2 separate regions of the Homo sapiens genome follow, and region 1 is linked to region 2. Evidence: chromatin loops called from intact Hi-C (ENCODE). Cell type or tissue: Caco-2. All regions are shown on one strand. Links, peaks and the distances in the headings refer to the core of each region. The heading gives the core; the rest is flanking DNA.

Region 1 (2,910 bases), core at 227-2,726, 270 kb before region 2:
TCCGCCTCCAGGGTTCAAGTGATTCTCGTGCCTCAGCTTCCCAAGTAGCTGGGATAACAGGTGTGCGGCCCCATGCCCAGTTAATTTTTGTATTTTTAGTAGAGACGGGGGTTTCACCATGTTGGTCAGGCTGGTCTCTAACTCCTGACCTCAAGTGATCCACCCACCTCGGCCTTCCAAAGTGCTGGGATTACAGGCATAAGCCACCGTGCCTGCCCTAGGGATGGTTTTTAAAGAAAGAGATGTGAGCTTGGCCTCCCAAAGTGCCGGGATTACAGGCATGAGCCACTGTGCCCGGCCACCCCTGCTATTTTATTCAAAGGAAACAGAAGGGGGAAGGAACAGATTTATAGAGAAGGTAATGAGTATAAGGTTTTAACATTTTGAGATTAAGGTATCTGTGGAACCACAAAATGGAGATATCTAAAAAGCAAGTAGAAATATAAACTGTGAGTACAAAAGTCCAGCCTAGAAATACAGAAGTCACATGCTTAAATCGGTATTTAAAGCCTCAGGTGTGAATTTAGTTGCCCAAAGGAGAGAGTGTAGAGAAAGAAGAAAGGACAATGAGGGAACCCTGTGGGGCCAGTACTGCAGGACTGGGTAGAGGGAAGGGAGTCTTTAGAAGCTGAGAAGGAACAGCCAGAGGAGCTAAAGGAGACTAGTAGGTAATCCTAGCAATACCATGGAAATCATATGGCCAGCACTCACTGGAAGAGGGCTGGGTTCCATGCCTGTGTATTCTCAATGCTGAGCTCATTGGCTGCATGTGGTGGCCCTTCAATATTTGTGGAGACTACAAGGAGTTGTCAATGTCAAATGATGCCTCATTAAATACAACACTCACTGAAAAGCATGATCAAGCCATAGGTCAAAAATCATTTGTTGGGGTAGACAGAGTTCAGTCATAGCCCTGCCTCTAAGAGAGGGGAGAGTCCTGACTATGCCCATTCCCTCCACCTTCTCCATCCACCAGGAGCAAGGCCTGGTCTCTCCTTCCTTTACAGAGACCTCAGGAACAGGCTTTAGCGGATGGGATATTTTCTCAGAATCCACAGAAAGTTTTGATTCACAATTAGAAAAGTGATACGCTACAAATATGAGTTGGAGGACCAAGGTTGAACAATGCCAAGGAGCACCCTCAGTGAGGACACTGGCTTTTAGAGCATCCTGATGATGCTCAAAGGGGACTCTAAAGCTCGGGAAGGGCCAGGTGCAGTGGCTCACGCCTTTAATCCCAGCATTTTGGGAGGCCGAGGCGGGTGGATCACCTGAGGTTAGGAGTTCAAGACCAGCCTGGCCAACATGATGAAACCCCATCTCTACTAAAAATACAAAAATTAGCCAGGTGTGGTGGTGTGTGCCTATAGTCCCAGCTACTCAGGAGGCTGAGGCAGGAGAATCTCTTGAACCTGGGAGGCAGAAGTTGAAGTGAGCCAAGATCGTGCCACTGCACTCCAGCCTGGGCGACAGAGCAAGATTCCATCTCAACAAAAAAAAAAAAAAAAAAAAAAAAAAAGCTTGGGAAGCCTTGAGCCAAATACTAGAGAAACTTCCAAGCCAGCTACCTGAGGAAGAGTGAAGCAAACAGTTTTGAGGACATGAGTGAATGTGTGTGTGTGTGTGTGTGTGTGTGTGTGTGTGTGTTTGGGGTGAGGGTGAAGGGCACGTAGGAGAAAAAGAGTTACAGATTTTGGCAGTGCAGTTTTCAAGTTACTGCTTCAGATAGCGAAATAAGGCTAACAACATTATCAACTATTTAAATATACGGTATCTCAAGAATGCATTGTATTCAGGAAATTCCAGAGGTGTAGTTCAGTAGACAGCACTATAAGATAACCTTAGGGTGATTGTGGCAAGACTATAGTAACTAGAAAATGTTTTACCTTGAGCTGAGACTCAGAATGGTGCAGTGATGTTTTACTAAATCAATCAACAAATCTCTGTTGACTAAGGTTACCAGATTTGAATTCCGTTGTGAAATGAGCTTTATTAAATATTTATGAAAAATGGACGGTTTTTACTATGGTAGCAACAGTTCTGCCCTCATTTTGATTTCACTCCACTTAGTTTGGAAATTTAAATGCTCTGCTTTATTACTTTCCTTTTGCAACTTTGCTTTTCCTGCCTCGAATTCCAATTGAACTCAAATGAGAACTCTTTTTAGAGAGAACTGCAGAGGGATGAGAAGGAGAAAAATCAGGTCTAATGATTTACTCTTGTCTTTGGAAGGAGAAGGGAAACAAGCTACCTCCAGACCTATTATTTTTAGAGGCTATTGAAGCCAGAGAAACCAGACTCCTCTTGAAATGGTGCTGTGTGAAATGCCTATCTGTTTGTGGATCATTCTCTCACTGATCACTCACAGCTTACCTACTGGGAAAAATCAATGGGAGAGAGGCAAGGTCATTCAGCCTCAGGTTATCTGCCTGAGTGGGAGGGCAGGCCACAAACAGGCGATGGGCTTTGCTTCTGCTTAATAGCAGCTCCCTGACTGACCCGGACACATCCATTCCTGTCTCAGCTAATGTAGCTACAAAATAGAGGTGGGAGGGGCGTCAGCACAATCCTTCTACCCCAAACATGGACTCAAGTACAAAATGTTGTTATTCCTGGGGTCCTGGGGCAACTATTACAGGTCATCCTTTTCTGGCAGAATTTACGAGAACTGAATTTTCCCTTGTCATGCTTCCTCTCTCACATCCCTGAACAAACATATTAAGTATGTGTCAGACACTGTGTTCTGCAACATGTATATACATTGATTAATTAAATTCTTACAACAACCTCATTTGAGTTGTTACAGATGAGGAAATGAGCCTCAGAGAAGTGTTTGTTGAGTTGCTGGTGAGTGATAGACCCTGCCCTCTTTGCTAGACCAAAGGTCCTCTGCCTTAGCTCCTCGCTGGA
Region 2 (2,910 bases), core at 214-2,713:
TTTTTTTTAATAATCTGGAATTTGCATTTGCATTTTCCATTTATGACCAAAAAAACACAAAACCATGAAGTGACTGAGGCTGACTTTCAGGCCTTCTCCCATTGGTTCCTGCTGGGGCCAGCAAGTCCCTGTGCAAAGCTATGAGAAGGCAAAGATGCTTTCTGAGACCTGTTTGGCAATGGATATATCCCCTCCATGGTGATGAAACATTGCAAGTTATGGGGTATGTTCCATGACAGCATGTTAGCCATCAAAGGGTGTGCATGCCTCAGAAATGATATACATAGACAAAGGCCCTGAACGGATTTAAAGAAGCTCCTGCCAGCACCTCCAACAGCTACTGCCCTTGTAACCACTGGATATTTGGCCACTTTGGACCCTACGGGTGTGATATTCTTTCCCAAACCCTGACATGTATCTAGGAAGGAGCCAGGTGGCCCGCCTGGCCTAATAAGGTGACTCTTTGGAGCTGATCTCTATTTTGACACCAGATGGGGCCCAAAAGAGGGTCCCATACCAAGGCAAATATGCATCCTGAAACAATGGGAATAAATATGACTATGTTTCTTTCTTTCTTTCTTTTTTGAGACAGAGTTTCGCTCTTGTTGCCCAGGCTGGAGTGCAATGGCACGATCTTAGCTCACTGCAACCTCCGCCTCCTGGGTTCAAGTGATTCTCTTGCCTCGGCCTCCCAAGTAGCTGGGATTACAGGCGCCCGCTACCACATCTGGCTAATTTTTGTATTTTTAGTAGAGACAGGGTTTCACCATGTTGGCCAGGCTAGTCTCAAACTCCTGACCTCAAGTGATCCGCCCGCCTTGGCCTCCCAAAGTGCTGGGATTACAGGCGTGAGCCACCACGCCCTGCCGACTATGTTTCATTTTTATTGAAAACAACAAACAATGACCTGGGAATTAAACATAGCCAATGCAGATTTAAATAGAAGGAAATGTTAAGGAGCCATATTCCCTGCTAGAATCAGATGCCCTTTCCTGCTTTTCAAGTTTTGAGTGTTTGGTGAAGGAGTCCATGATTTGAAGAAGGCAGAAGAGGCTTGGGATGAGAACCCCATCTAGTAAGGGTCATCTCTAAAACTGCCTGATTATCTGGTGGGAATGCTATCTCCTCACTAAAAGCCTGTGGTTAGATTAATGCTAGCATTTGAAAATCTGCTAAGGCCTGATGGTGGGCAGCCAAGGAAGGAATGTGTTTTCTGTTTATCTCTTTAGTGGCAGAAATGTTCATCACAGAAAGACTGTGAACTCCCAGTTTCAGGCATGCCTGGAAGTTGTGCAGCCTATAGTCTGTATAACCTGTATACACTGTAAAAACTGGAATGTGCACACCAGTTTCTGAATGACAAAAAAGAACCAGGCCTTTGTTTGCAGCCAGTTACCTGGGTTGGTCGATGGGTTAATCAGTTTCTTTGACTTGATAACAGTTTCTTTGACTTGATCTTGCCGCATCGTTCTGAAAGGAGGTTTTACCACCCCCACTGTTCTGTCTACCAGGAATGCAGTTTGAGTTGTGTCTCCTCCTTGACAGCTTGGACCTCAGTAAATTACCAAGGTCTTGACCCAAGAGATGGAGAAGTCCTAAGTGATTTTTCAGTCTCCTATCTAAAAATGTGTTTACATTTCTTGAACTCTGGCTGACTGATTCATTCTCCTGGTGTTGCAAGAACTTTCCTTATGCATTAGAATTCATAAGTTTCATTTCTAAGAGGCCCATGGTTCCTTCCAAGCCACAGTGTAGTGAACCTCATCACAACACAATTCTGCTGGGCTGGATTTGTCCCAAGTGTGGATCATGGCCAAAGCAGCTGTGATGTGGCAAGCTCATTGAAGCTAACGGGAGGCAGTGTGATGTGGAGGGGAAAGTGCAAGACACTAAGTCAGGACATCTGGGTTCTGGGTCCTGGTCTTGTGTTATTTCAAGGTGTGCCCTTGAGCCAATTGAATGAAAATGCTTTCAGGGCCTCAGTTTCCCCCAAGCTGATTCAAATTTAAAAAAAAAAAAAATTTTTTTTGAAACAGAGTCTCACTCTGTTGTGTCCGGAAATGGTGGGTTCTTGGTCTCGCTGACTTCAAGAATGAAGCCGCAGACCTTCGTGGTGAGTGTTACAGTTCTTAAAGGTGGTGTGTCCAGAGTTTATTCCTTCTGGTGGGTTCGTGGTCTCGCTGACTTCAGGAGTGAAGCTGCAGACCTTCATGGTGAGTGTTACAGGTCTTAAAGGCAGCACGTCTGGAGTTGTTCGTTCTTTCCGGTGGGTTCGTGGTCTTACTGGCCTCAAGAGTGAAGCTGCAGACCTTCGCGGTGAGTGTTACAGTTTGTAAAGGTGGCGCATCCGGAGTTGTTCATTCCTCCTGTCTGGCGTTGTTCGTCCTTACAGAGAGCTGATTGGTCCGTTTTGACAGACTGCTGATTGGTGCGTTTACAATCCTTTAGCTAGACACAGATTGCTGATGGGCGCATTTACAATCCTTTAGCTAGACAGAAAAGTTCTCCAAGGCCCCACCCCACCCAGAAGCCCAGTAGGCTTCACCTCTCAATAGCACTCGCTGCGGGACTTTGCGGCACCTAGCCCAGGCACTCCGGCAGCCCAGAGGGAGCTCATCCCCCGATCAAGCCCAGCAGGCGTCGGCCGCGACAGGCCCAGTCCGCGCCCACCCGGAACCCGCGCCGGCCGACGAGCGAGCTGCTGCACGCAGCCCCGGCTCCTGCCTGCGCCTCTCCCTCCACACCTCCCGGCGAGCAGAGGCTCAGGCCTCGACCAGCCCCAGAGAAGGGCCCCACAGCGCAGCGGCGGGCTGAAGGGCTCCTCCAGCACGCCAGAGCGGACGCGGAGGCCAACGAGGCGCCGAGAGTAAGCAAGGGCTGCTAGCACGTTGTCACCTCTCACTGTCACCT

The links. Hi-C counts contacts between places; a loop is a spot of excess contacts. Peaks named below come from ENCODE experiments on the same cell type or tissue, not always from the same donor. Only the 100,000 strongest peaks of a DNase experiment are listed, where the experiment ranks them.
Region 1: it touches region 2 in a loop (8-fold over the local background); 1 of 110 quality-filtered maps calls a loop at or near these places.

Annotation. Positions count from the first base shown.
Region 1 is chr2:201,864,401-201,867,310 of GRCh38, forward strand. All of the region lies in intron 10 of CDK15 (cyclin dependent kinase 15), which reads left to right. Among named protein-coding and RNA genes, the nearest start is that of CDK15, 59 kb to the left of the region's middle. In Caco-2, for the core only: no CTCF peak of the experiment used is centred there; DNase peaks (open chromatin) are centred at 1,651 and 2,461.
Region 2 is chr2:202,133,987-202,136,896 of GRCh38, forward strand. The region is part of intron 12 of KIAA2012; the gene reads left to right. Among named protein-coding and RNA genes, the nearest start is that of KIAA2012-AS1, 18 kb to the left of the region's middle. In Caco-2, for the core only: no CTCF peak of the experiment used is centred there; DNase peaks (open chromatin) are centred at 1,415 and 1,785.